2 separate regions of the Homo sapiens genome follow, and region 1 is linked to region 2. Evidence: chromatin loops called from intact Hi-C (ENCODE). Cell type or tissue: PC-9. All regions are shown on one strand. Links, peaks and the distances in the headings refer to the core of each region. The heading gives the core; the rest is flanking DNA. Region 1 has its middle 40 kb from the start of MIR548AP. Region 2 overlaps AGBL1 (AGBL carboxypeptidase 1).

Region 1 (15,673 bases), core at 3,424-11,423, 370 kb after region 2:
CCTGCCACCTTGGTGTGTTTGCATTGAGCTCTAGCCTTGGGATGACAAGTATGAGTCCTACCTGCTAAAGGAGCAAGCCTGGGGTCCTTCCTGGGCCTTCTGAGGGGAGAGGTTATTGGAAGCCTTCAGACACTAGAACTCAGAGGTCACACCAGGAACAAACCAAAAGTCACCAAATGCATAAACAGGATGGATGAGAGCATAGACCCAGGCCCACAAGGTATACCAGCAGCACACAGGAGTGCCCAGACAGATGGGATATGTTTGCAGGCATGGATCTGGAATCATTCCCTTTCCGGGACTGTTTCTAGTCCTCCATTCACTTCTGCCTTCTCACCTACTCTATCCCTCTAGTTTGGCGGGCTGACCAGTCTTATATTACCTGTCTTATATTTCCTGATTCATTTTTCAAGCATTCGTAGGTCTCCTCCCTCCTTAGAATAAACCTCATATGGAACATCCAATGGATCACCGTGCATCAGTACTGCCCTCATGGCAGCCCTGGCTGAAGATGTGATCAGCCCACTTACCCCAAGCATCTATTCCCAGCACAGCCTGAAAACAGCTCATTCCAGCCCTGGGAGAGTACAGGCAGGATCCTAAAATCTGACCCACAGATGGCAAATACCTCATACATATGCCTTGATGCTCCCAAACTTTAACCACAACAAATGTGGCGTTCTTCTCTGATGGGCCAAAGACAGTGGAGTTCAGCCTAAGTCCCAGATCGGAGACGAGGTGAGAACGTCCGGAAGTGACCAACCATCCCAGTTTGCCTGGGAGTGTCTCAGTTTTCAAACTGAAAACCTAACTCCCAAGAAACCCCTCCATTCCAGGCATTCCAGGACAATGGATCACCTTAGCAGAAGACATCAAACCAGAGGAGGCCTTGCAGAAAACCCCACTGTGGAGGGAGCCAAGGGCAAGGTGGGAGGAAGCTGGAGGCAGGGCCAGAAGCTCTGCAGATGGTTCTAGAGACTGGCTGGATGTTCCTTACCTGAAGAAACTCTACGAGTCAGGACAGGCTAACTGGGGTAAGAAACGACCCCAAAATATCAGTGGCCTGAGGTAATAAAGGTTTATTTCTTGTTCACATCACAAATTAACGTGAACTGGCAGTGAGGCCCTCCCTGCATCAAACAGCAGTTCAAGGATGTGGATGCCTTCCATGGATCGGTGTGGCACCCCTTAGGGCAGAAGTCTCCCCTGGATCCTCTGTGTTCATATAGCAGACACAGGAGGAAAGGTGGGGGAGAGAGCTGTGCAGGGGCTGTAGGGCCAGGCCTGGAAATGGTTTTTCATCACCGCCTCCCACATTGCATTGGCTGAAACCGTCACAGGGCTGATGCTAGCTACAGGGGAGACGGAAATAGAGCTGGCCGGCTGTGCACCACAGGTAAACAGGAAGGGGGTTGTGTGCTGGCCCTCCGGGTTGCCTCTGTGTTCACCACTCACTAGTCATCAAAGCAGGACTCTCAGAGCTCAGAGGGTCCAAGGGCCTCCCTCGTGCCGCAAGCCTTCTCCATACCTGGCTTCAACATGAGAATGCTGTGGAATGCCAGCAATAAAAGGGAAAGAAGCCGGGCACGGTGGCTCACGCCTGTAATCACAGCACTTTGGGAGGCCGAGGTGGGATCACCTGGGGTCAGGAGTTCGAGACCAGCCTGGCCAACATGGCAAAACCCCGTCTCTACCAAAACTACAAAAATTAGCCAGCCGTGGTGGCATGTGCCTGTAATCCCAGCTTCTCAGGAGGCTGAGGCAGAAGAATCACTTGAACCTGGGAGGCAGAGGTTGCAGTAAGCCGAGATAGTGCCACTGCACTCCAGCCTGCGCAACAGAGTGAGACTCCTTCTCAAAAAAAAAGAAAAAGAAAAGAAATGAAAGAGAAAGAACCAGCAATTACCCAAGAGAAATGAAAGCATATGTTCACACAAAAACTTGTACACAAATGAACATAGTGGTAGCCAAAGAGTGAAAACAACCCAAGCGTCCACCAATGGATAAATGGGTAACCAAAATGTGGTGTAGCTATATAACGGAATATTATTCAGCCTTGAAAAGCACTGATGAATGAAGTACTGATGTATCTACAACATGGAAGAACCTCAAAAACATTAGGCTAAGGGAAAGAAGTCAGTCATAAAAGGACAACAGTATATGATTCCACCTACAAGAAATGCCCGAAATTGGTAAATCCATGGAGAGGTGCATGGGAATAGCAGTGACTGCTAAAGGGTATTTGGAGTGACAAAAATGTTCTAGAATTAGTAATGGTTTCACAAGCTTTCAATACTAGAAACCACGGAATTGTACATCTTAAAAGGGTGCATTTTATGACATATGAATCATATCTCAATAAAAACAGAAAAAAATAAAAGGAGGGCAAAGTTGTCACTTGATTCCCCATCCAAGCCCTCTCACACCTATCCCCAGCCACCTGCTGCGCCCTTTGGCGTCCTTCCATGGGCTCCTGGCACCCCCTCATCCCGCAGCTGGTGGATAGCATGGGAACATGTACACACACACACACACACACACACACACAAGCACATGCTATGGTTGTCATGGTGATGTGTGACATGTCCAACCCTTGGGTCTACTCCTCATCTCCAAAGCAGCAGGTGGGCAGCTGTGCCAGGGCAGGCAGCGGCTGCAGATGTGAAGAGCACCAAAAGCATTGATTGCAAAGGGCATTATTGATCTTTGTTTCTGCGGGGCACTGCCAGAGCACCGGGGCTTTCCACTAAACCACGGAGCTTCTGGAAACAGTAATCTAAAAGATTTTTTTGCCGTCTGGTCTTTTAATGACCCTTCAGCTCTAAACACCAAGGCTTCCAGGGAAGCACTCTGGACTAAAATGCTAGTTTTTATTACTCAGGCAGCTGCAGAAAGAAAGTTCTGAAGACGCAGAAAAACTGAGATTTCTTTGTTTCAGGAAAACTGCCCCTGAATGAGAATAACCCCTTATATTTAGAGATTGTGTAGTATGGTTCGCTGAGCTTGGTCACACTCACCATCACATCACTCTTCATGCCAATTGTATGACAGAAATGGATTAGTCCCATTTTAAAGATGGAGCGAATGAGGCACAAAACAGTAAGAAGTTTGTCTAGGGTCATCTGCCCACAAAGAGTAGAACTTGGTCTCAGATAATACTGGAGTCAAGGCCGGGCTCAGTGGCTCACGCCTGTAATCCCAGCATTTTGGGAGGCTGAGGCAGGAGGATCACCTGAGGTGAAGAGTTCAAGACCAGCCTGATCAATATGGTGAAACCCTGTTTTTACTAAAAACACAAAAATTAGCCGGACGTGGTGGTAGGCGCCTGTAATCCCCGCTACTCAAGAGGCTGAGGCAGAAGAATCACTTGAACCTGGGAGGTGGAGGTTGCAGTGAGCCAAGATTGTGCCACTGCACTACAGCCTGGGTGACAAAGGTAGACTCTGTCTCAAAGAAAAACAAACAAAGAAAAGCCCCAATACCCCATTGAGCTGATTTCATTCATTCACTCATTCACAAACATTTACTGAGCACCTACTGTGTGCCGGGCTTTATTAGGGGTGATGATGCAGTCATAAACAAAACAACCCAGGAGTCGGCCTTCGTGGACCTTGGGAACCTGTAGGATGGGGTAAGTCATTTCTTACTTACCAGTAAGTAAAGGAATAAATAAGTACTTAATTTCAGTTGATGATCAGTGCTTCATAGAAAAATAAGCTAGAGATGAAACTAACATCTTAACTGAAACCTGGGTAATAAGAGGGAGGCACTGTGCCAGAACATTAAGGGTGGAGAGAACTGAAAGTGCAGTTTGATGTCTCCAAAAACACCGAAAGATGGCCAGGTAGGTAAATACAGTGAGCAGGAGGGAGAACAGCTAAACAAGGTCAGAAGGTAGGCAGGTACTATCCAAGTAACCTACAGATTCAGCGCAATCCCTATCAAAATACCAGTGGCATTCTTCACAGAAATAGAAAAAAAAATCTTAACATTTGTATGGAATCATTAAAGATCCTTAATAGCCAAAGCAATCCTGAGCAAAAAAAACAAAGCTGGAGGTATCACACAACCAGGCTTCAAAATATACTACCAAGAGGCTGGGTGTAGTGGCTCACGCCTGTAATCCCAGCACTTTGGAAGGCCGAGGTGTGTTGATCACTGACCAGGAGTTTGGGACCAGCCTGGCCAACATGGTGAAACCCCGTCTCTACTAAAAATACAAAATTAGCCAGGCATGGTGGCACACACCTGTAAATTCCAGCTACTCCAGAGGCTGAAGCAGGAGAATCACTTAGAACCTGGGAGGCAGAGGTTGCAGTGAGCTGAGATCGCACCACTGTACTCCAGTCTGGGCAACAGAGGGAGATTCTGTCTCAAAAAAAAAAGAAGAAAGAAAAAATACTACAAAGTTTTAATAACCCAAACAGCATGGTACTGGCATAAAAACAGACACACAGACAAATAGAACAAAATAGAGAACCCAGAAATTAATCCAGGTATCTACAGCCAACTGATTTTTGACAAAGAAATCAAGAACACTCACTGGGGAAAGGACAGTCTCTTCAATAAATGGTGCTAGGAAAACTGGATATCCATATGCAGAAGAATGAAACTAGACCCCTATCTCTCACCATATGCAAAAATCAACTGAAGATGGATCAAAGACCTAAATGTAAGACCCCAAACTGTAAAACTACCAGAAGAAAACATAGGGGAAATGCTTCAGGACACTGATCTGGGAAAAGATTTTATGAAGAAGACCTCAAAAGCATAGGCAACAAGAACAAAAATAAATAAATGAGATTACATCAAACCTAAAAAGCTTCTGCACAGCAAAGGAAATGATCAGCAGAGTGAGAAGACAACCTACGGAACTGGAGAAAATATTTGCAAATTATTCATTTGACAGGGGATTAATATCCAGAATATATGAGGAACTCTAATATCTCAACAGTGAAAAAAATCCAATTAAAAAATGGGCAAAAAGGCCAGGCATCATGGCTCATGCCAGTAATTCCAGCACTTCAGGAGGCTGAGGCCAGAGGATCACATGAGCCCAGGAGTTTGAGACCAGCCTGGGCAATGTGGCAGGCTATCTCGACCAAAAATACAAAAATTAGCTGGGTATGGTCAGTGACCAGGGTTGTGGGGATAGGAGGCCCTGAGGTGGGAGGATCACCTGAACCTGGGAGGTCAAGGCTGTAGTGCTCCTTGATCATGCTGCTGCACTCTAGCCTGGGTGACAAAGACAGACTGTCTCAAACAAACAAACAAAGCAGTGGGGGTGGACTGGAGGAGAAGCAAATGATCTCAACAGATTTTTCTCAAAAGAAGAAATACAAATGGCCAACAAATAAATGAAAAAATGTTCAATATCACTAATCATCAGGGAAATGCAAATCAAAACCACAGTGAGGTATCATCTCACCCAGTTAGAGTGTAAAGTGGCTATCATCAGAAAGACAAAAAATAACGAATGCCGGTGAAGATATGGAGAAAAGGGAGCTCATCTACCATTGATGGGATTGTAAATTAGTACAGCCACTATGGAGGAAGTGTGGAGGCTTCTCAAGAAACTACAAATAGAACTACTGTAAGTTCTGCAATTCCACTATTGGGCAGTTTTCCAAAGGAAAGGAAATCAGTATATTGAAGAGACTTTGCACTCCCACGTTTATTGCAGCGCTATTCACTATAGCCCAGATATGAAACCAATCTAGGTGTCCAACAAAGATGAATGAAGAAAATGTGGTGTATATGCACAAAGGAATACTATCCAGTCATAAAAAAGAATGAAATCCTGTTTTCGCAGCAACATGGATGGAACTGGAGGACATTATGTTAAATAAAATAAGCCAGGAACAGGAAGTTAAACACCACATGTTCTCATTCATATGGAAGCTAAAAACAGTTGCTCTCATAGAAGTAAAAAGTAAAACAGAAGATGCTAAAGGCTGGGAAGTATAGAGGGCAGGGAGGAATAGGGAGAGATTTGTTACAGGATACAAAATCACACCTAGATGAGGAGAATAAGTTGCAGTGTTCTATAGCACTGTAGGATGACCATAATTAACAATAAGATACTAGATATTAATAGTTTCGGGTAACTAGAAGGAGGATGTTGTACGTTCCCAACACAAAGAAGTGATAAGTGTTTGAGATGGTGAGTGTGCTAACTACCCTGATCACTATATATTATGTGTATTGCAGCTTCACTATCAACCTCATAATTATGTACAATTATTATGCCAATTTAAAATTTTTTTATTTTAAATTTTTTTTAATTTTAATGTTGAAAAAGAAGTTAGACAGCAGCCAGACCATGCAGGGCTGTGAAGGCATGGCAAGGAGTTTGGAAGCTATTCTGGGCATGGTGGGAAGCCATAGGAAGGTTTTGAGCAAAGGCATGGCCTCATCTGACTAACACTTTCAGAGCATCTCTCTGGCTGCTGCAGGGAGCGTACAGACCAGCGAGTCAAGGGAGGAGGTGGGGTGGCCGTTCAGGATTGCTGCAGGCGCAGGACAAGAATGAGTTCTCTGCCCGAGGTCTGATACCTTAGCTAGGTGTTCAAATTTAGCATCGTCAGTAATGGGACCACATGACATCATGTGCCGCCTGAAGTGATGTAACAGGAAGGATGCCAGATTGCCCTGGTAGTATTCTTGCCAAGATACTTAACCTGGATTAATAATCCAGAATCAGTAAGACAAATCCAGAGTGCTGGGCATTCTACAAAACACATGAACCGGACTGTTGAGAAATGTCAATGTCATAAAAGATCAAAAGCGGAGGAGGAGAGCTCTACAAAAAAGGTGACATGACAACTACATGAGGGTGTGATACTCAAATGGACTCTGTAGCAGGGGATTGAAAATTACTATAGGCCAGGCGAGGTGGCTCACACCTGTAATCCCAGCACTTTGGGAGGCCGCGGCAGTCGGATCATTGGAGGTCAGGAGTTCAAGAACAGCCTAGCTGACATGGTGAAACCCCATCTGTACTACAAATACAAAAAAATTAGCCAGGTGTGGTGGCACACGCCTGTAATCCCTGCTACTTGGGAGGTAGAGGCTGCAGTGAGCTGAGATCACACCACTGCACTCCAGCCTCTGCCACAGAGTGAGACTCCATCTCAAAGAAGGAAGGAAAGAAAGACAGAGAGAAAGAAAGGAAGGAAGGAAGGAAGGAAGGAAGGAAGGAATGAAGGAAGGAAGGAAGGGAAAGAAAGAAAATTATTGTAAAGAACATTGCTGGGACCGTTGGGGCAATTTAAATGTGATTATAAATTAAGTAATGTATCAATGTTAAGGTTCTTGGATATGGTGATGTTGTGGTTATATAAAGAAATGTCTTTATTCTTAGAAGACGTGTTGAATTATTGAGAGGTAAAGTGTCAGGGTGTCTGCAACTATCAAAGCTTTCATCCAGAGGAAGAGAGAGAAAGATGAAATAAATGTGGCTAAATGTGATAATTTGATGAATCCCAGTGAAGACCAAGAAGATGTTCATCTTCCAGCTTTTCTATAGGTTTGAAACTTTTCAGAGTGAAAAGTTGGGAGGATGGAAAAAGAAGTAAATAAATAAATGAATCAATTGAGTCAACAATTGAGATTCCTTTTCCCTAAGACCTTTATAAGCAGTTTGCTCACATTGATTCTGATGTGGACAGTTCTGGATGTAAAGGGGGCAGGCCTAGAATGAATGATCTTTCCTGGCGTCTTCCAGATTGCAGATGTACGTTTGGTTTGGTTTGGTTTGGTTTTTAATTTGGGAATTACAAAAGCAGCAGGGACCCTGTGCGAAGCTTGAGCGGCTGCTGCCATCTTGTGGATCTCAGCACTTCTGCAAAGTTGGAAACATATTCCAGGTCACTGCAGGCTAAGGAGCCCCCCTCCACAGCCTGGGAAGGAATGCCCTGGAGGTTAAAGGTGTAAGTACTTTTGTTAACTTCCTTCCAGAGTGAGTGACGATGCAGCCTACATCCTTCAGTGGGTTCTCTGGATGCACAGGGTCCTCCGCCTTTAAAGTCAGCAGGCCTGACAAAACTTGCATCGATTTCACTCTGCAAAATTCAGGCTAGGGAGCCATTGAGTGGGAATTTACTGACATTTGCACGCAATATTGACTTGTTGGCATTGTTTTCTTATTCATGAAGTCTCATAAAAATGATACTGGGCACTTCTGATACCAGCTTTTCAAACCTCTAATTGGTTCACAGACAAAGCTTTGAAAGCAGGTGTGGGAGGGTCACGATCAGAGACAGTGAGAAAGAGGAGGGAGTGGACTACCTTAGAAGGAGAGCGGGAGGAGGAGCCAGAAAAAAAACTAGCTTCTAGATTTTCTTTGCAGGCAGGGTGGATGTGGTAAGAAGCTCTGAGGACTTTCAGGCTAGGTGGACTTGGGTTTGCATTTCAGCACTGAGGTGCCACTTTCTGCTTGGGGCAGCTTAGACATCTCCTGGGGATTGTTATCTGAATGGTGGTGATAACACATAGGGGATTATGTTAAGGACTGAGGATGTTTTAAGGCAGCAGTTTTAAACTTGAGCAAGCCCCAGAATAATCTAAAGGGTTAAAACATAGATTTCTACCCCGACTCCTCCCCCAGAGTCTCTGATTCAGCAGGTCCCAGGTGGTCCCAAGCATCTGCATTTCTTTTTTTTTTTGAGACAGAGTCTGGCTGTGTTGCCCAGGCTGGAGTGCAATGGCAAGATCTCGGCTCACTGCAACCTCTGCCTCCCGTGTTCAAGCAATTCTCCTGCCTCAGCCTCCCAAGTAGCTAGGACTACCGGCACATGCCACCATGCCCAGCTAATTTTTGTATTCTTAGCAGAGATGGGGTTTTGCCATGTTGGCCAGGCTGGTCTTGAACTCCTGACCCCAAGTGATCCTCCCACCTCTGCATTTCTAATAAGTTCCCAGGCAGCGCTGATGCTGCAGGTCTGGTTACCATGCTTTGAGAACCATTGTTTTAAGGACTAAAATGGCATAAACATATGGTAAGCATGGGGTAGGTAGTCAACAATCAATCAGACCTCTGCCTGACACTTCCCAGGGCTCCTTCCAACACACCCCCTTTGAGTAGGCACAAGCATTTCTGAGACTGAGTATATCTCTACAAGACATGTCCTGGGTGTTTATCTTAGACATGAGATAAAGCAAAGTTCTCACAGTAGTGCAGGGAAAAGACCCACGTGGGCTTAGGCTGGGATTTCAGGCACTGAGTGGTGCGGCTCAGGCTTGGATGGGCACAGTTGCTTGGCCCCACCCTGTGCAGAGACGTTTGACTGAAAAAGACACAGGCCTTTTTTTTTTTTTTTAATTTTACTTTAAGTTCTGGGATACATGTGCAGAATGTGCAGGTTTGTTACATAGGTATACATGTGCCATGGTTGTTTGCTGTACCTATCACCCGTCATCTAGGTTTTAAGCCCCGTATGCATTAGGTATTTGTCCTAATGCTCTCCCTCTCCTTACTTCCAACTCCCTGACAGGCCCCAGAGTGTGATGTTCCCCTCCCTATGTCCATGTGTTCTCATTGTTCAACTCCCACTTATGAGTGAGAACATGCGGTGTTTGGTTTTCTGTTCCTGTTTTAGTTTGCTGAGAATGATGGCTTCCAGCTACATCCATTTCTCTGCAAAGGACATGAACTCATCCTTCTTTATGGCTGCATGGTATTCCATGGTGTATATGTGCCACATTTTCTTTATCCAGTCTATCATTGATGGGCATTTGGGTTGGTTCCAAGTCCTTGCTATTGTAAATCATGCTGCAATAAACACACGTCTGCATGTGAAGACACAGGTCTTATGATGGAATAAGACACTGGACACAGGTCTTATGATGGAATGACAATACCCTGAAGAAGCACCTGAGAAGGAGCCTGTCTTGCCCAAGTCTAAGGGCAGGGCTGGTTTGGCCTACACGATATCCATTTCCCCATCTCTGGGAATAACACCTCAATCTCCCTTTGGGGAGCCACTCTCCACCATCCCTGTCCGTGTGGTTCAAGTGGGGCCCCCTCCTCACTCCTGCCGCATGGGCTTGTGCCATTCACACCCAACACAGAAGTGCGTGGTCGACGGAGTAAGCAGGTCTGAAATCCAGCCGTTCTCTGCCAGCAAAGCATGTGCTGCTTAGCCCAGTGGAAGGGGCGCCCTTTTGTTACTCACCTACCCTAAACGGTCACCCCATCACCTCTCCAGGACCAAGGTCCATTCCATTCCTGACCACAGTAAGCAAAAGGATCACTAGCAAAAATCCCTGACACAGCAGACCACATCGATGGCAGCGCATGGGAAAGAGACCTGAAGGTTTAGTTATTTCACAAGCCCAGTGAGCCAACAGATTGATACAGCTATCAAAAAGCCAGAGGGAGACAAAAGTCTAGAGCTGTCTTCAACCGTATTTATGGAAGTCTAGCATTCAGATCAAAGCAAGTCACGAATCCGATGTGATTTACACCAATCAGGCCATAATAATTAATTTACATTCTTAATAACAAATTAGGTCTGTGAAAAAAACTAAAAGCGGACAATAATCAAAAGCAAACTCCAAATGTAGTTCAGGTGTAAATTCTGTGTGTTCTTTCAAGGTTTAATATAAAGGTTCTCAACCCTAATTGCACATTAGATTCAACTGGGGAGCTTTTAAAACTATTTGTGCTGGAGCACCCCCGCCCTCAAGACTCTGATTTAATTGGACTGCGGTGGGACCCAGGTAACAGTATTTTTTATTAAAGCTCCCCCGGTGATCATAATATGCAGCCAGAATGAAAACCACTGGTTTAATATTAAACATACTCTTTGGAAAATGTGAGCATTAGCTAAATAGTGCAAACGTCATCTAGACCAGCAGTTCCCAGCCCAGAACGATTGTCAGAAACACCTGAGATGGGTTTTTAAAATTCAGGTCCCTGGCCTGACCCTTAATCTACTCAATCAGCATCTTCTCTGATGAGGCCCAGAACTCAGCATATTTTTCAAGGACGCCTGCTCAATTTCAATCATCAGTCAGTGACCTACCATAAAGTTTCTCCACTGGGGGTGCATCTCAGCTCCACCTGGGCTCAACCCAGGCACACGGAATCAGTGTGGGGGCTGAGCATCAGTATTTTCGAATTTCTCCTGATTGTCCAGACTGGGGTGAGAACATGTTTCTCTTAGCTGAGCCACAGTCAGGGGGTGGCCAACAAAGAGAGAAGCCTGCTGCTTGTGGTCAAGCTCAACTCTTCTGCCTCCAGAGAGGATTTTGAACCCCAGCCTCCTCCTGTCCTTGCCCAGCATAGCAGTCTTGAATAAGCTGGATGAATGAACTATCTTTTCTCTTTTTTTTTTTTTTTTTTTTTGAGATGGAGTCTTGCTCTGTCACCCAGGCTAGAGTGCAGTGGCGCAATCTTGGCTCACCGCAACCTCCACCTCCCTGGTTCAAGCCATTCTCCTTCCTCAGCCTCCTGAGTAGCTGGGATTACTGGTACCCGCCACCATGCCTGGCTAATTTTTGTATTTTTAGTAGAGACAGGGTTTCACCATGCTGGCCAGGCTGGTCTTTAACTCTTGGCCTCAGGTGATCCTCCCGCCTCAGCCTCCCAAATTGCTGGAATTACAGGCGTGAGCCACTGTGCCCGGCCTTGAACAAATCTTTCACTTGCCATCCTTTGGTATGGATGTTGCCTTCAGCTGAATTGGCTAGGTTCAAGCTGACACCACTTCGGCTAACATGATGCTTTCCACTGATGGGCTTCACGTGCTCACAGGAGGATGTCCCCCGCCAATGGTTGCGGATCTCCTGGCACATCTGGAGAACATTTTATAAACAGCCAGGACTTTGGTGGTTGGGAGTTAAGTTTGAAGATGAAACTACTCTTAGATTTATGTTGTTAATAAAGTGAGCTTCTTTCTGTTCATATTGGGGAAAATGCTTAGACTTTCAGCAGTGTCTGGCATGGCCCAGCACTGTGCAAAAACTGTCCACCTAGAACACAAGGTCAGCAGAAGAACAAAAGGTTGAAGGTGGCCTGTGAGTGAGGGAGAGGCCGTAGACACAGGGCCCTCAGGGCTGTGGACTCCATGGGGTTTCAGTGCCCACCTGACCTGAAGTCTGCCCCATGAGTCTTAAAGAGGCCCTTGTGAGAGTCATCCGGCAGCCAATCTGACCCCTGAACTCAGCGCACAGGGCTGCCCACCTGGGGTCCCTGAATATATCATCCAATCCTGGGACGCGAGAGCCCCTCAGCCCCCTGACATGCACACCTTGATGACGATTCACTCAACAGGGGCAGCTCTGACCACACAGGTCTTACGACGGCATGACAATACCCTGAAAAGATCTGACACTGTGAATGCAAAGAGCCACGGAGCCTGATGCAGACCTGGGGTGGGACCATGAATCTACATTTCTAACACTCCAGGTGACGCCACAGTTGCCGTCCAGGGGCTACACTTTGAGTAATTAAATCCAACTCAGAAGGCATGAAATGATGACGTGACCAGCCACTCCCGTGAGTGACAGGAATGCAGGAAAAAGGCAAGGCGCTGCCAGCGTTCCCAAGGCACCCCACTCACTCTGCCTCCTTCCCTGCAGAGAGGTGACATTTCTGAGTAGGCAGTGAAACTTACAAGAAACAGCATATGGTTGGGCATGGTGGCTCACGCCCGTAATCCCAGCACTTTGGGAGGCCAAGGCAGGAGGATTACTTGAGGCCAGGAGTTCAAGATCAGCCTGGGAAACATAGCAAGACCTCATCTCTACCAAAAAAAAAAAAAGCAAAAAAAGTTTTAAAAAATTAGCTGGATGTGGTGGCAAGTGCCTGTATTCCCAGCTACTCAGGAGGCTGAGGTGGGAGGATTGCTTATGCCCAAGAGTTTGAGGCTATAGTGAGCCATGATTGTACCACTGCACTTCAGCCTGGGCCACAGAGTGAGACCCTGTCTCAAAAAAAATAAAAATAAAAAAATTTAAGGAAACGGCACAGAAGAAGATGTCCAGAGACTCACAGTCTAGTACTGATTCCTCCATTAGTAAGCTCTGTGACTCTAGGCAAATCCCTGTATCAAATGTACTGGCTGCTGCAACAGGCCCTGTAACACCTAATACAAACAGAGACCTGACAATGTTTGAAAATCACAAGTGGGTGCACAAATGTAAGGCCAAAGAACCACGATCAAAAGTTCAGAGGTCAAAGGGCAACATGCTGCCCCCAGCATCCTCACTCCTGTCTTCATCAGCCACTGCCCCGCAGGTCCCTTAGGGAGACAGGCACCATTAGTGATGCAGAGAAGTTCCCAGCAGGCTTCTCCTAGAGCCGCACTGTGTTCATAGCCAGTGAGCCCCATCAACCTGGTCATCCCTGAGGCAAGAGGCTTTAGAAAAGGACATCAGATCCCTCTTGGGCCTTAAATTCCTAGCTGCTGTGTTTGACTATTCTTTTCATCCTTCAGCCCCTAAGGAGGTTATGGGGAAAGTATGTACTCTTCAAATGTTGTGGGCAATGAGGTAAATATTAATGTTAGTACGTCTCCATTTGATAAGGAAACAGCAGGATGAGGAATCGGGTTGGGGAGTGGATCAGAACGACAGGGCCTTTGGGAATATAGTCCTGCAGTGAGTTTAGAGATGGTATATGGCTATACCCTGAAATTCCTAGGCACAGAGTGGCTCTGAGTCTCACTTATGGTTTCTACATCCCTACCCCCTGCACCCATCACACTATCATCCGCCAACACACACTGAGACCCTTAGATCTAATTCTAAGTTAACTGCTGTTTGGGGGTGCAAGGGTAGCTAGCAGAGATGATCATGAGTCAAAGAAAAATAAAAAATAAAAACACATTCCTTCTCTCCAGGAATTTAAAACTAAATATAGACATTAATTATAGTATAAACAAAAACTGCAATAAAAGTCAGGATAAGCCAAATGTCAAGCAAGATTTTCAGATGTGAAGTGCTAAGAAGTTCTATAAGGAAAAAAACCCTTGGCTCAGGCGTTTCTGACATGTGGCTGCAACACAGGGCAAAGAAGGAAAATAGGAATCATAGCCATTGTGGCAGCTGCAATTGGTTGAAGGCTCACCATGCCCTGCAGAATGGCACTAAGGGTTTGGGCCACACCCGAGGAGGCCGCAGGAGGAGTTGGGCAATGCTGCCCCCTAGAGGTCAGCTGAGAATGTCACTGAACACTGGAGACTTAAACCCCGGGCGCCGCCGACCGTGGTGTGCTCAGAGTCCGGATGCTCTGTGGAAAAAGACATGAGCCTGTCTCACCTTGAGGTGAGACCTGGGGGTTCAGACCTGTTCAGATCTTCTGCTGGGTTCGGAGGAAAGGACTCGGCCACGAGGGACGTGTGCACGCGCGCGCAGACACACGCACACTCACACACACACATGCACACACACACACACACACACACCACTGCTGGGAGCTCCCTGGGTAAGAGCTGTCGGTAAGTAATGCAAGCTCTTTATCCACCTGCTGTGAGCACAGCCTGCAGGAAGGGGAAGCAGGACAGCAGCCCAGGGTGTGACCCACAGGTTCAGCAGACAGAGGGCAAGTGTATCAATTCACTCTCCTGAAACGAGAGGGCTACTGTTACTAACTTCAGTCTTTCAAATGAGAAAAAATGATCATCAGAAATACTGGTTCCCGACCAGGAGCGGTGGCTCACGCCTGTAATCCCAGCATTTTAGAAAAAAAAGAAAGAGAAAAGAGAAGAGAAGAGAAATACTGTTTCCCTGGGCCAGGTGTGGTTTCTCACTTTGGGAGTCCGAGGCAGGCGAATCCCCTGAGATCAGGAGTTTGAGACCATCCTAGCCAACATGGAGAAACCCTGACTCTACTAAAAATACCAAAAAATAGCTGGGTGTGGTGGTGCACACCTGTAACCCCAGCTACTCAGGAGGCTGAGACATGAGAATCACTTGAACCCAGGAGGCAGAGGTTGCAGTGAGCCAAGGTCATGCCACTGCACTCCAGCCTGGGTGACAGAGGGAGACTCTCTAAAAAAAAAAAGAAGAAGAAGAAGAAAGATAAAAGAAAGATAAAATGGCCACTAGTTTATTTTCTTCATTTTCACTTCATTAACAAATAATAACATATATGTATGGAGTACATTGTGATGTTTTGAAATATGTATACATTGTGGAATGATCAAATCAGGCCAATTAACATATTCAGGATCACTAATTTAATTAGTGGCAAACCCAAGCAGTGGCTCTAGTTCTTCCCAGGGTAGAGTGGGAACTGTCAGAACTAACATTCAGGAATGAATCTTAATGGGGAAAATAAATTTTAACTATCAGAATTCTAATGAGAAAACAAGCATGGCTTAAATATGCCTGAGGTTTGAGTGTGTAGTAATCTAGAGTCAAATTACCTTGATGCAGATGAACTCAGGGCATCCTAAAAATTGCAGACCCAAGATGTACAGGGAAGTCCCAGTGCAAAACAGCTCCCAACCCTCTGCCCTGTCTCTACATTTATCTCCTTTTTTTTGCTTGTTTGTTTGTTTTTTTGAGGTGGAGTTTCACTTTTGTCACACAGGCTGCAGTGCAGTGGCGCGATCTTGGCTCACTGCAAACTCCACCTCCCAGTTTCAAGCGATTCTCCTGCCTCAGCCTTCCAAACAGCTGGGATTACAGGTGCCCACTGCCACACCCAGCTAAATTTTGTATT
Region 2 (15,673 bases), core at 3,362-11,361:
TCTGACTCCAAAGGTTAATATCCCATGGTAGCCTCAAAGCTCCCTTTTAGTTTTATTTTCATTTTTAATTGATAAAGCAATGATTGTATATATCTATGGAGGTCGATGTGAGGTTCCCGTGCCTATATATATACCTTGGGGAATGAACAAATCGGGCTAATAAACATATTCATCATCTCACAAGGCTGTCAGCATAGTTCACATTCTTTGCACCTATGTAAAGACTTTTAGTTCTTACCACTAATCCAGCTTCTTGAGGAAGATTTCTGAAAGGCTAATGGAGATACAGCCTGCGGTGCTTGAAGAGTGGCTTTTAGCCAATCCCCCTCCTCCAACTTCTCTGTTCCCTCTCAGGGCCCTAAATTGTGGTAAGAGTTGGTTTTTCGTAGGAAACTTGAAAAGGTTTAAAGACCCAAATAAATAGCCTATGGTTCTTTGAGTCCCTGGAGAAGATGTTTTGGGGACTTCTTTACATCCAGCCAATGACACAGTGAGGCCGGCCCAGCAATGTCAGGCCCAGGTGTGAGTGCGGCACCATTGAAGAGAGGTGGAATCAACTGCCACCTCCTCCTGCCCTGCAGCTGCAGGAGTGGCTGGTGCAAAGGAGAACAGCCAAAAGCATAAGGATATGTACAAAAGCATAAGGAAACCTAATGCCATCCATAATGGAAATTATACTTGATTATCATTTCTCAAATAAGAATGATGGTTTTGAATTAGCTTTCGGGTACTTTTTTTCTCTTTGTAAAATAGATACATTTCAATAAACTTGGCTATAAAGTAAATTTTGGTTTCAAGCAAATCTTGTTTTCTCAATTGACTGCCTTTATAAAATTAAAGATGCTTTTCCGAAGCTCCAGAAACCGGGACAGGTAAGAGACTACACTTCAGACCACTGTTTTAAATCTAGATGAATCTATCTTTTTATAAATCCTCAACTCCTTCTAATAACTTGCCACAGAACTAGTCCCAAACCACAGGAATTTCTCTACTTTCAGTAAAGCCTCAGAATCCACACCTTTCTCTTCCTCACACATCTCTGCTCTTCCCCCACCCTCAGCACATACAATGTCTAATGAAGGACCTTAGGTTGCAATGCTGCACCTATGAAGAGAAAGGGGCATGCCTGTAATTCCAGCACTTTGGGAGGCCAAGGCAGAAGCATTGCTTGAGCCAGGAGTTCAAGACCAGCCTGGACAACAGAGTGAGACCCCCATCTCTACAAAAAAATAAAAATAAAAAATAAATTTGAAAAATAAACATAGAAGGCGCCACAAGACTCGAAACTCTTCTGAGTCAACATTCTACATTCCATATGAGGAGTCTATCTCACATACTTTATCAATCCTCAGGCATATGTTTATCCACATTTTAGCATTTCTGAAATTAAGGTGCTTCTTACCAAGGGTGATGTTTTCATTGTAACTGACAGCATTTTCTCACTCAGTGGCACATAAAAAATGGCATACACCTCACAGTTGATGATAGACTTAGATTTGAGAAAATATGGTTGATTTTTCAATATTGCTAGTTTGAAAATTCTCTAACATGGTAGACTCTTGGGAGGTTTGCTTCTTAGATGCAAATAAACATACAGGCCTTTGTCCGGAAAGCCAGATTCTCCCTATGGCTAGGCAGAGAGTAAATTATAAACTAAAACCATGTTCACACACCCAAAACCCAAGGTACCACCCTTAATCCATTCAGCAAACATTTATTTAGCAACTACGATATACCAGTTGTTCCAGGCACTATTATTGACAACAGAGATGCAGCAGAAAATGAAATAGAGAAAGCCTCACCTCTTATGGGGTTTGCAGTCCCACAGGAGTGGCAGGGGGAGGCAGATACCAAATAGGCACACACAAAGAAAACTAAACAAGGCAATTTCACATAGAGACAAGTGATACAGAGAAAACAAAACAGTGGCACTAGAGTGATGAGGTAGGGTGGCTGCTTTAGGTTGGATGATCAGGGAAGACCCTTGAGGAGGGGGCATTGGAGCTGAGGCATGAGCGACAAGAAGGAACCAGGATGCAGAGATCTGGGGATAGGAAATTCTTCAAACCTCAAGGGCACACAGCAAGTGGATAAAGCAAAAACTTGGTAAGTACAAATAATGAAAAGTCCAGGAGCTAAAGCCAGGTGAAGAAAGCAAGGGGACAGTAGTAGCAGATGACGGGAAAGGTGAGCAGGGATCAGGATGTGTGACCCCCCACCATTTTGAGACTCATCCCAACAGGTTGTGCAAAAGCGGGGGAATCTGTCAGGCTGAGAATTTCTCACTCGCCTTTCTGTTGTTTTTGCATCTCTGCAAGAAGACCCTTCAGAATAATTGTCTTAGAAATAGGCCTAGAAATTTGTATAGGAGTTTTTTTATCCATCCAAATTTTTATTTTGAGTCTAGACTGTGGGTGGGGAAGGAAGTACTTGCTAAACCCCAAGACAAGCCATTATCCCTTCCAGGTCTAGAAAATCTTCCACCTGGTTTGACTTTGCTGTGTCCACTGTCAACTCATCAGAGGATGACACTTAAAGAAGAAAGCCAGGATTTACATCAAGAAGAAGAAAATCAGAGACCTTCCCTCACCTTCCTTTCTCCCCAACTTGATATTTAAGGCACCCGTCTGTCCACCAGTGATGCTGCCTGCTTCTGGCCAGAGTACAGACAACCAACATAGACAGCAGGAAAGCAATTCTGCCCTGCGTTGCAAGCATCGCTCATGAATCGGTTCACACTGCATTGTGCCTCTAGGCCCTGAGTGTATGAGGAAGAGGCAAATAGCAAATGCTTCTGCACCCCTGAGCCTGCCACCCTTCAGCCTTATGTCAGCCAATAGTGTGTCACTATTGTTATAGGAGTTATTAAGAAATTATTTTAGGCAGATACAGAGGAAAGAGGGTCCTTGGGAAGTTTTTGTTTCTTTTAAAGTAGCTCCAGAACGTTTCTTGTCTAGCAGGAAAGGCCCGGCTTTTAGAGCTGGGCTGGCCAGCTTTGATATGCAAATGTGGGCCATTAAAAACTGAGTCCACCATTAGAAACTGGGCCCACCCACATCTTCTTGCCCTTGCCCCAACATGTGCCTGGCAACTTGGCGCCCCCCCGCCCCCCCCCGCCCCCCCCCGCCCACATATCCCCGTGTGTGTGGAACATCAGGGTACCCTGTATTTGCATATTAAAAGGCTAGGGTGGGAGGGTCAGTTTTTTCCCCGGGCTATGTGAATGACACGCCTGGTCAAACCAATCCCCTGAGCCCTATGCAAATCAGATACCCCCTCCTCCAGCCTCCAGCTGATTTCTGCCGCACTCTGGTTTCCTCTCTCGGCTTTGGAGCCCCCCTCCCTCTGTCTCTGTATGGGGAGGCTTCTTCCTTCTTTCTTTACTATTAAACTCTCCACTCCTTAAAACTACTCCATGTGTGTTCATGTCGTTTTATCCAATTCGGCCCGAGACTAAGGATCCTGGTGTTCCTCCAGTCCTCAGAGCTGTAACACTATGCAATCACAGAACCTTGAGCCGTGTGCATTCTCCTTTTAACTCAACTCCTATCACTCTCGATATGTCCATCCTCTCCTATTACCTGGGCTGCACCAGCAATCAATAGCCTCATATGTGACCCCAATGCTTCCATTCTCTCTTCTTCTGTGCAATGCATTTTATTGAAGCAGAATTTGGATGCTTCATCCCCTACTGGAAAAAAAAAAAAAAAAAAAGTAGTAGTTTCCAGGGACATCTGGAAGTCTGGGGTGCCAAGAGATGTCTAGTGCTCTGTGTGCCTCACGGTCTGTGGGCAGTGGTTGCCATACTGTGTGCCCCTGGGACTGGTGGAAGGGGCTAAGAAAAAGGCTGAGCAGCGTCTCTAACTTCCATTGTCCCCAGAGCAGCTACACTGTCATCTGTTTATATACAGTGGCTCTGCAAAGGATTTCATTTGAAAATAAAAATAAACATTCATTTCTTTCAAAAAAAAGTTTAAAACCTGCAGTAGTGAAAGGAAGGAGTAGAGGTTAGTCCCAATATGCCAAGTGCATATTACACAATCTCGGGCAAGTCAGTCAATCTCTTTCGGCCTCAGTGTCCTCTGTATAGAACACTATTTTTCTCATCCTCACACTACTGACATCTTGGGCTGATATTACTCATTGTGTGGGGCCATCCTGTGCATTTGTAGGATGTTCAGCAGCAATCTGGCCTTTACTCAGTTGATGCCAGCAGCACACCCTCTCCCACCACAGATGTGACAACCACAAATGTCTCCAGACCTTGCTAATTGCTCCCTCTGGGGCAAAGTCACTCATGTTGAGAACTACTGTTATAGAATAATTAAATATTTACCCGTCTGACAGGACCATGGTGAAGATTAAATGAGATTGTATATATGAAAAGCTGCTTTGTAAACTGCTGTTATTAGAAGGTGCTAGGAAACACCTTAGGTACATCTTGATGTAAATAAATAATTGTACAGCCAATCCTGAAAGTGATGAGGAAGCCATGATGTACTTTCTGAGTCATGAAATGTTTATATTTTTCTCTATCTCCTTAAATCTTTGTGATAATTTATCTTTGTCAATCCATAGCCAGTCATCAATTATGCCGGGATGATACAAGTTCTAAAATTTAAGACATTTAGAACTCATCAACCTTGGATATTAACCTTTGATTCCCTAGAGTAAAACAAAACAAGTGCATGCGGATTGATTGAGCAGGGTTCAATCTGCACGCATTCACTTATTCACTGATTCCTTTGTTCATTTAGATAACTTACTCTGAGTGTCCACTCTATAAAACACATTAGAGTCAATAGCTTAAGAAATAAGGAAGAATGAATAAGAAATAAGAATAAGAAGAATAGCTTAAGAAATAAGAATAAAACAGAGTCCCCAGATCCGAGGCTCACATAGTCTAAAGTAGGGGGTCAGCAAATTGCCCACAGCCCGTTTTCATGAAGTTTTTCACTTCTTTATATGTTGTCTGTTGCTGTTTTTGTCCTATAAGGGAAGAGTTAAGTAGCTGTGACAGAACTGTCTGATCCACAAACCGTAAAATATTTACTATCATCTGGCGCTTTTACAGAAAAAGCTTCTTGAAAAAAAGACAGACTCTAAAAACAACCAGATATCATTCAACCCTCGGGGAAGATCTTGGGAGACAAATTTACATTTCATCAGGCTTTATGCCCTTATATCATCACTTCCTGAAACCTCCAGGACTTTTGAAATGGTGATGACAATAAAACAAGAGTTCATCTTTATTGAGATGTACCAAGATCCAGTACTGTACTCCCACTCTTTTAAACATCACCTTGTTTAAATCTTACCAATTATCTTTGGAGTGTACTGTTTTCCCTGCTTTACAGATGAGGGAAGTGTAGCACAGAGTCATTAAGAAACATGCCACAGTGGCCACAGTTCAACTCTACACAGTCTTTCCAGAGCCTGCACAGTGACCACTGAGCAAGTGCTATTCTCCACTGTGACTTACTCTTTTTTTTTTTTTTTTTTTTTTTGAGATAGAGTCTCACTCTGTCGCCCAGGCTGGAGTGCAGTGGTGTGATCTTCGCTCACTGCAACCTCCGCCTCCAGAGTTCAAGCAATTCTTCTGCCTCAGCCTCCCAAATAGCTGGGACTACAAGTGCATGCCATCACGCACAGCTAATTTTTGTATTTTTAGTAGAGACGGGATTTCACCATATTGGTCAGGCTGGTCTGGAACTCTTGACCTTGTGATCTGCCCACCTTGGCCTCCCAAAGTGCTGGGATTAGAGGCATGAGCCACCGCTCTCGGCCTTGTGACTTACTCTTTCGGAGTAAGAGTTCTGAGCTTACAGGGAACATACACCATTCTGCACACATGCCACCAAGCCACCTTGAGCACTTTTATACTATGGTCAAAGAAACAACATGGCTGAAACCTACAAGCAGATACACAGGACAGAGGAATAGCCCTTGAGATAGAACTAAGTCTTGACAGGATCTCCTGATAAAAGACAGCATCCTGCATGAGTGTAAGAACTAGGATTAGTGGCAATCACAACCCAACAATATCTTATGTGACCAAGAGTTTTGTCTCAAACAAGAAAAACTCAACACCACCATCCACAGCTGTGTTGGACCCAGAATGGGTGCCTGGGAACACCCTGGCCACCTTGGGAAGGTGGAATTATACTGCCCATCCTGCCTGCCAGTAAAATCCCAACTGGAAGCTGACCCTCCTCACTGGGTCAGGTTCAGTTCAATTGTTTCATTAGGTCTGTTAGTCCCAAGAGACTCAGAATTTACTTGACTAGGGCTGGAGGATGAGAACAATATTTTGGATCTTCCTCCAGGTCAAACTTCACTAGTTCTTCCTTCTTGCCACTGCATAGTAAGATTTAACACATTTTCAAACCTCCCAAGGAAAGTGTCAGCCCATTTTTTAAGTTGTAATCTCAAACAACAGACTGGGCTCTGAAAGAGTCCCTTGAGTATATTTACTTCAGAGGTTTTCAAACTTGATTTCTTCTGGCCCCTCAGGAACTTCTTTGGGTGTTTCTCAATGCCTATCAAGAGGCAAGGAAAGGGAGGGGCAAAGGACAAGTCATGCTGTCATTAATTGGGGTCTCCCCTTACTCCCCATTGTTTGCTTTATGCATGCAATTTCCCTCAAAAGATTTTATGTTCAAGAAAAAAAAAAAAAAGGTTTTGCTACTAAAGAATTTCTAATCTCCTCGCCTGGGCTAGCCCTCCCATGTTTGAAAAACCAAACTGAAGTCAAGTGTTTGATTTCAGTTTGATAATTGGTAAGATTTAAACTAGCAAAGAACTAGTTTAAAGTCACAGAGCCAATCAATGGCTGCATTGAACCCAGAGTCCAGTTTCCTGACTCCATGTGGAAGGTGGGAATAATCTTTGAAATATGAAGCTTTTCTCCTTTGGAAATGGTCACAACTGAGTTCAAATTTTAGCTCTTCGTTTACCATGTGTGGGATCTTGGGCAAGTCACTAACCTCTCCTGATTACACCTTCCTTGCATGTAAAATGGGGATCATAATATTACAGGCTCTAGTGAGAATGAGATGCCATGTGTAAAGTGCCTAGCAAGTGCTGTGCTCCGTAATTATTGATAGTCATTATTCAGTGCAGGTACTCTAATAAACACTCATTCTCTCCCTACTCCCTACCCTCCTTCCCACTTCGCTGAGGGCTGGCAGTAAAAGGTTCACAAAATATACTATGACACGGCATGAGGGCTACATGCAGGGCGGGGAGGCAGGAGGGCATTGTCCTTACATGGTGTTTTCCTGACCAGGCAAGGAAGATAACAGGTTATCAAAGAGCGAGAGGGGAAATGGGGAGACGTAACTACAAGATGTTCTAGGATTCACCAGAGGCAGCTCTGAAAAAGCAGCTCCGGGTGCTCCTGCCCTCCGTAAGTCCCGATCCATCATGCTAACATCACTGAAAATGCAACAAATTCCATCGGCTGTTCCCACCCCTGGCTCTGCTCACCCTGCCTCCTCCCAACTCCCTTAAATAATGGCTTAGCAAATGCCTCTGAGACCATCTTCAGCTAATTTCCTTCAAGACACGCAAGCTGCTAACGCTGGGAAGCACAGATAGTATGGAATAGCAAATATGGCCAAAATTACATTAAAATAACCTCCTGATAAACAAATTACTCACTGAAAATAAATATTGGACTAGCGCGGCCAAGATAACTAAAAGAACAGCACCACCACATGGCCGGAAGAGGAACGATATGCTTTACTGTCTGCGGCTCAGCCCAAGGCCCGCCCAACCTACTGGGTCTGACCGTCCCAAGGGGACAGGGATGGGGGCGACGAGGACAGGTAGTATCCCTTTAGCTTAAACCTTTTAAGCTCTTCTATGGACTTATGCAAAAGACATAACATTTTGGCAGAGAGGACTGAATTTGGAGCCCAGGAAAAAAAGCCATGTGCCAAGTTGAACACAGCATGGCATGAGGAGTCTGTAATTCTTCCTGCTTCCTTCCTCTCTCTCACCCCACCATTCATCGGCCGGCCTGAGGCTCGGCCTCAGGGCAGCAGAGACCCTGGCCCTTTACACAGCCATGGTGGTGTGCTGGGTACCTCTTGCTGGGTCCCACTCAGATGCCTACAAGGCATGGACCATGTTCTTTTCTAACCTCAATGACAGATACCCCCTCCCACAATAATCCTTCTAATACTTAGACAGTATTTATTTAGCTTTTTTTCAGCTTCCAGTCATATCTTCTTTAGGCTAAATAAACCTAGCCTCATTAATTTCCTCGGTTCAGCACAGAGCTCAGGTCCCAGGGGTCTGGAGACTGGCAGGTAAGCCCTGCAGCCCACTAACGATGTGAGTTACTTCAGCTTTCCAAACTTCAGTTCCTACATCTGTAAAATGGGGATTATAAAATCTCCTTGATAGGCTAACTGTGTATAGAGTGCCTGACATACTAAGAACTCTTGCTAAATGGTAGATATTTGGGTTGTCATTTCAAACCAACAGCGTGATGGATATAGCTTGCTATGCTGCATTCCTGCACACTCAATCACAGCCGTCCATCCCAGTGTAACAAATGCAAAAATCTATCAATATTATTTGAAGCAAATTTTTGGCTCATCACAGAAATATACTGCATGCTTCTCCAGAAGTTATGGTGGAAGAAGAGACATCAGCTCTATAATCATGCCACAATTTGATTCCTTCTGGGGACGGGAATTAGGCTGGACTCTTCACCAAGGCATACTGAAAGCAAATGTGTGAGGCTAAAGTCAGGAACCTGGAATTCTTTCTTAGTCAACATTAATGTATTATCAGCTACTCTGGGTGTAGCCCAGTATGAGGTATGGGGGATCCAGTAGAATCCCAGTTCCTTTGGAGCTATACCCAGTAGGAAAAATATGCATACACACATAATATGCAAAAAAAACATGATTCATCAATTACAGTATGGTTAGTTCTCTGAAATATAAACATAAGGTTCTATGAACAGTGTTATTTGTGCCAAGACCCAAAGAAGGGCTGGACATGAAACATTCGAAGTCTCAGAGATCTAGGTGGATCACGCCCTCTCTCTGGTCCTCAGTTTCCTCCTGTGAAAATAAGGGGGATGGGGGAGGTAAGATCAATAGTTTTCTGTGTTCACAGGAGCCCTGTTTTTTGTGACTGTGTCTCAGAGGCCGCCTTGGGGCTAATTGATGGGAGCCGGGCAGACGTGACTCTGAGCTCTCTACTCAAAAACTGCATGTGTCAATTACCTCAATTCAACCATCACAATGTCTACATATTTCAAAGCATCATGTGGTGCACCACAAATATATACATTTTAACTTTTCAATTAAAAATGAATAATAAGAACGAATTTTTAAAAACAAATATTTGAATATCCCTGGATGAGACAGCCTTGAAGGTGTTTTCCAGTTCTCGTAGTCTGACTCCATGGCCCTCATCTGGAAACTAAAGGAAGAAATACACTCTGTGGGCAAAACTTTGGGGGCATCATTCTCATCAAGGCAGGGCAGAGCCCGGAGCCAGGAGGGCAGACCACAGGCAGTGTGGAAACACAGAATTTACATGCAAGTTCAGTGACAGCTGCATTGATCCACTGGTACTTGTGCATGGTCATGAGATCAAAGGATTAACAATGCCAACCATCCTAAACATATATTGCCATTCTGAGGACTCCTTGGAACTCTTAGAATTCTTATAAAGACCTGATTTGGGTGCATATCAAAGATGGCCCCTTCTTTGACATTTTGTAGTAGAGCAGCCATTTGGCCATCAATCACATTCTCCCGTCTCTGCATTGCTGATTGCCAGGTCACAGCAGACGACTCCTGAGACTATGAGGCTGTCTGTTCCTGATCCGGCTCTCAGCACTTAGAATGCCCTCCCTTCCTAGCCTCCTGGAGCAACAGGCTGACGGGCTGTCCCTGTGAACCAGCCAGACAGAGCATTAACGAGGAAGATCTGTGAGAAGTCTCAACTTCCTGCCAAACTTCCCATTAGCTCTTTTACATCTCTCCCTCCCCCTTTTCTTCTCTGTCGCTCTTCCTTTGCTAACTTGCTTTTCTGTTCCCATGCCCCAACTTCTGCAAACTTCCAGACTCCTTTAAATGCTAATTCTTAAATTGGAGAGTGGTCTGACAGAGACTTATCATTCCCTTATTAAGTTTTAGGGCCTGAACCAGAAGGCGTTTTCTTGTTGCAAGAATATGACCTTTAAATCTGGACAGCAAGGTTAATACTAAGACATTATTTGAAGATTCATTTCTGGAGCCAGTACAAATCAGGCATAATCCCATTGCCGCACACTTACTCAAGTGCCGCTTCCAGGGTCACAATTTTTCAAAAATGCATTTATGCCTAATGCTCATGGAAGGTAATTGAGGAAGCAAAAAGAAAGAGGGAAAGGTGGACAGGGAAATGAGAAATGACAAAAAGGATGAGGGAAAAAGAGGAAAAGACAGAGATGAAGGTAGAAGAAGATGAGATGAGATAAAGGCAGAGTGAAGGCAGATGATAAGAAAGGGTGATATGGTTTGGCTGTGTCCCCGCCCAAATCTCATCTTGAATCAAAGGGACCTGGTGGGAGGTAATTGAATCACGGGGGCAGTTACCCTCATGCTGTTCTCCTGATAGTGAGTGAGTTCTCATGAGATGTGATGGTTTCATAAGGGTTTTTTTGCCCTTTTGCTTGGCACTTCTCCTTGCTATTGCCATGTGAAGAAGGACATGTTTGCTTCCCCTTCTGCCATGATTGTAAGTTTCCTGAGGCCTCCTCAGCCCTGCAAAACTGAGTCAATTAAACCTCTTTCCTTTGTAAATTACCCAGCCTCAGGTATTTCTTCATAGCAGCATGAGAACAGACTAATACAGAGGGAAAAACAAAGGACATGTTGTTTTGATTTATTATATTAAAAAATTTCCTGCAATAATAAGTAGCACTATTTCCTGACTAAAGCTTTACTACATTTCAGGAATAAAAAGCTAAATGTGTTTGGATAGGATAAAGCATAAAAAGGCAAAACTTTCAATACAGGACAATTTAGGGTGGGATTTGTGCATGTGAGAGTGGAGAAGAGGGGAACTGATACAAGGAAAGGCACGGGATTTGGATTAGACCATTCCAGCCTACATAGACACAGAAAGGAACCTTGAGTGAGCAATGATTTTTAATTTGTAGGATCCCAAATTGCTGAGATAACTGGAGAAGAGAACTAGGATTTCCAGGTTTATTTTGCCTGCTATTGCCCAGAAAGAGACAGAGACGGGAAATGTGTTTGTTCATTTTTCTTTTCCCAACACCCACATATTCTACACTGGCTTTTCATGCAGTCACTACTTGATAAAAGAGAAAGCTGAATAATGAGATCTTCCAAATGCAATGCAGGTGATCTTTCCCTTGCTTTCTGTGGTTACTGTGGGTAGACTCCAAGTCTCCCTGATCCCTCACTTCTGCTTTTCCTGGGGATGACCTCCGCCTGTCACTACTTGATAGGGCCTCAGTGGCCTCAGATTTCCAACCCACCCTAGTGTTTACTGTCACAGGACCACTGACTGCCCCCTCTCCCTGCAGAGTAGTGGGTCTTTACTCCTGGCTTTACTTAGATCAGAGAATTATTTCCTTTTTGGGATGCAATTACAGAGAACGATTACAATGGCCAACTTTTACACTCACTGACAAGCAAAGATCAAGCTCAGAATAATCACCAGCTAAAAGGAGTGTGCCTTTAGGAGCTAAAGGTTTACATAAACGTTCCCAGATATCAGTGCCAGATGGTGAAGTCTTGAATTTTAGACAGAAACTGACTTCCTGAATTTAAGTTCGGCTGAGGCAAACTCACTCTGGGGTCCAAGTCGAAAGATATTCCACATCAGGTCTTAACTATACATGACATATAGGCAATGTAAAGCAAATAGAAAATTCCACAACACTTCTATGCCCTGCAGCAACCCCTGACTCATCAGAATGTTGGTACCATCTATAACCAGACCCTTCATGCCATCAATACTTTTGATAGGCTGGTAAAACAAAGACGGCAGCTGCCTAGCATGCTGTTATTACTTCTCCCCAAATCCATGACAGACTTTGCGATTTAAATGAAGTCCTCTTTCTTGCTGAGCTTAAACATGATCTCAGAATTCTCCTACCCACACATTGGACTTTCTACTCATTATTAAATCTATTTGCCCTCCTCATTCTCAGACCCTCAAGATCCTGTAGAATCTGTTTCCCTCCAAAGTACTTTGTAAATGCTCACAATGACATTCTGCCTTCAGTGTTCTTACCTCTTATGAACCCATATGAATGAGGCTGATACTGAGGAATTTCACATCAATTATGCAAGAAGTGCATTTCTTGGAAATATCAATAAAGGTATTTTGGAAGGGGTCTTTTGAAACTTTGAATGAGCTTCAGCTCATGTGTGTACCCAAATACATACACATCAGTGATTCTCAACAAGTGGAAATTTTACTGTCCACCCCCCATGGGGGATATTTGGCAGAGTCTGAAGATAATTTTTTGGTTACAACTGAGGCATGATACTGGCGTCTGGTGGGTAGAGGCCAGGGATGTTGCTGTATATCCTGCAATGCACAGAACAGACTCTAACAGCAAAGAATTATCCTGTCCAAAATGCCAATGGTACATTGAGAAACCCTGATACACATTAAGGCTGAGTATTTAGTGTTAGAAAGAATGTTAGAGAACCTCTCATCCAACTACCTTGTGTTATAATTAACACCAAAGATGTATAGACAGCTCAGCAGAATTAGCAAATAGGCTATACATCCTCCTAGTGGGACACTAAAACCCGTTTTATATGTGGAGGACAGCAAGCTATTGCAGTTCTCCACCAATCTGTTAGAACAGGTAAATAGAGATGAGAATCACAAATGTTTAGATCATTGGTTCTATGCATGGATGTTAGATTCTGGTAGAAGGGGGCAGTACTGCCATTTTTACACATGGGAAAAATCACAAATCATGTATTCATTTAAAAATTTGGTATCCCAGTACTCAAAATTATTTTAAAAAGAAAACAACAACAAAAAAAATTTAGTCAACAAATACTTATTTCAGGATTTTCATTGTGCTGAGGCAAGTAATACAACAACCAATACAGATGACTCTCTCCCTCAAAAGCTTGCAGTCTGCTGGAAGAGACAGACAATAGCAATTTCATCACAATGTAATCAAGTCTGAGTTGGGAGAGCCTATAAAAGCATTGGTGAGGGGCATCCAAGTTGTGGTAGTCAGAGAAAGGATTTTCAGAGGAGGCAATATCTGAGCTAAGCTCTAAAGGGAAAGAAGAAGTTAGAAATTCTAAAAGCTGAGGCCCATCACTGCACACTCAGCCTACTAGGCATGGCTGGTGTGTTGAAAACCTAGCTACACGGTCTGAGCCTGAATCAAGCCGTGTTTGCACTGGCTATTGGTTTTTCCTGGGCTGAGGCATTGTGTTCCTGATCAATAGAGTAAACAACTGACATAAGACTACTTTCAGAGTTTTACACATCTAGGTAGGTACAATTTATATCAGGATGCTCAACCGTAAGCTCAAGAGCTAAGGAAAGTGTGTATGTAGAAAGTAAGCCAGCCTTACTCAGCTCTCTGGGCTCCCTTCCCATGAAACATCAAGTCCTCCATGCCAAGGCTGGGCTGGGGGGATTTGAGAGATAGCTTCTTTCCCAAGGCATGACATTCACAGGCTGGCCTACCAGGCTGCTCTCAGCATCTTTTCCTCCTGCAATTCAACACCCCCTCACCTTGGTGCTTCAAACACCAGGCATTTGGGAGCAACCGAGGGAGCAGATAAATAATGAGAACCGAGATGCCAAACCTGAAGCAAGTTCAGTCTGAAGAATGAATGGTCCTCTCCCCAGAACCCACAGTAACACTTTTCCATCCCTTCCTATCTCCAGGGCTTCATAAGCCCTTCCTCTTCACTCCCCTATCCTGCTCTTACCACCTCCACTCTACCTGCAGGTCTTTAAGCTGTGGATCTCATATCACAGCTTATCAAGTTATCTCAAGTTATCTCATATCACAGCTTATCAAGCTTATCTCATGTCAAGTCCACAGATGTGGACTTGCATCTCATATCAAATTCAAATAAACCAAATGAATTCAAGCTTCAATTTTTCTAAGCCTATAAAGGGAAACAGCATGTGATTTGGCTCTTTCTCTCTGCTTATAGTTGACAGAGATGTATGGATGGGGGGAGAGAGTGTTTTTATTTTTATTTATTTATTTAAAAGTTTTATTAAAGTTCACCTATTACCCACAGGCCTCAGGCTCCCTATAGAGAAACAAATATCACAATTGAAGCAGCTGGCTTCCAAGGTGCCAAATTAAAATAGATGAAGAGGTAAGGAGGAAAAAATGAGTAAAAACATTAAGCTAAGACTTCTTCCCTCCCAAGTGCATTGTGCCTGCTATTATATTGCACACATGAAATTGACTCCCAACGTAATTAGGCCAGGGCTACCAGGCAAAAAATTCCTCAAATTATTCAGAACCCCAGAGCTATTCTTTTGCAATCACTCAAGTAACTGAGAAAAGAGTCAACTTTTAAATATAAATTTGTTATCAGCATCATCATTGTCCAAGCAATTCCCAGCACTCCACCTGCCCAAGAATATAGACTCATGAGCTGAGCTGAGTTGAGAACCAAATACAGGAATACTTCTCTCCAGCCAGCCAAAATCTTTTCTTCCACTGGGACCTGGAGGCAATCCCACTGGAACCTGGAATTTATTTCAACAATCTTTAGGGACTGCTGGCTCTGTTAGACAGGGGTGGAGGGTCCATCAGCTCCACAGTAGTCAATATACCCCCTTTAGGGTCCATTGTCTTGGTGGCATTGTGTATGGATAATATTTATTTTCTCTTTGTGGTCATGTACCTGGAACAGCCATAATATTCTCTATCTTACCCCCAAAGACCCACGACATGACTTTATCACTTTCAAGGTCAGGAATTAGCCATAGGTGATTGAGAAATAGTAGTTCATGAAAAAAAAAAAAAAAGAAACAGCCATGGGGACCAGAAAGTATCTTTCATTAAACCCAGAGTGGAGAGAAATAGCCACCCTTCAAAAGAGGTGCTTACTGGATTTCAGCAATGCTGCCAAAACTTCAGTGGCTGCCCTGGGGAAAGAGAAAGAAAAGTAACAGTCAACATTCAATGGTCTTTTTCTCAGCACATGGATCCCACAGCCAGCATGCCCATTGCCACCCCATAACAGACCCATGATTAACCAGGTAGCAGGCAATCTATTGATTGCCCCGCTGACCATTAAAGAGGCATAAATGCAGAAATAACGCTGAGCGAAGTGTCCGTCTTGTAGATGGGTCTCTGAGGTCCCCTCTGCTGCTGAAAATCTCTTTCTCTCCCCTGCTTGCCTCCCACCTTCCACCAACTTCCTTGCACAGAGTGGCTCATTTTTCTATTATTCATACCAGGCAGAGCTCTTGTCAGTCTCTTGATTTGTTTGTTTCTGGAAACTTGCAGGGACTCTGGAGGATGGTCTGGGAAGGAGTGGGGCTTGGGGGCTTAGTGAATGTAGCAGCACAGTGCAAACTTCTTGAAACACTCATACCCCTGGGGATGCAGTGGAAAATGCATTCACACATTGCAAAGAGAGGCTGTTTCCTTAGGGTGGAAAATAGTTATGTT

Evidence for each region. A loop is a pair of places that touch in the nucleus more often than their neighbours do. Peaks named below come from ENCODE experiments on the same cell type or tissue, not always from the same donor. Only the 100,000 strongest peaks of a DNase experiment are listed, where the experiment ranks them.
Region 1: a loop joins it to region 2, with 4 times the contacts of the local background. A loop is called at or near these places in 11 of 110 quality-filtered maps.

Annotation. Positions count from the first base shown.
Region 1 is chr15:85,857,437-85,873,109 of GRCh38, reverse strand. No RefSeq gene overlaps it. Among named protein-coding and RNA genes, the nearest start is that of MIR548AP, 40 kb to the right of the region's middle. RefSeq lists an enhancer at 14,198-14,257. In PC-9, for the core only: a CTCF peak has its summit at 7,841 (motif pointing left); no DNase peak of the experiment used is centred there; H3K27me3 peaks cover 6,666 bases.
Region 2 is chr15:86,224,385-86,240,057 of GRCh38, reverse strand. It overlaps AGBL1 (AGBL carboxypeptidase 1), which reads right to left. Exons shown (of 23, transcript NM_001386094.1): 6 at 15,107-15,144. Among named protein-coding and RNA genes, the nearest start is that of AGBL1-AS1, 85 kb to the left of the region's middle. RefSeq lists an enhancer at 2,253-3,131. In PC-9, for the core only: a CTCF peak has its summit at 7,710; no DNase peak of the experiment used is centred there; H3K27me3 peaks cover 1,220 bases.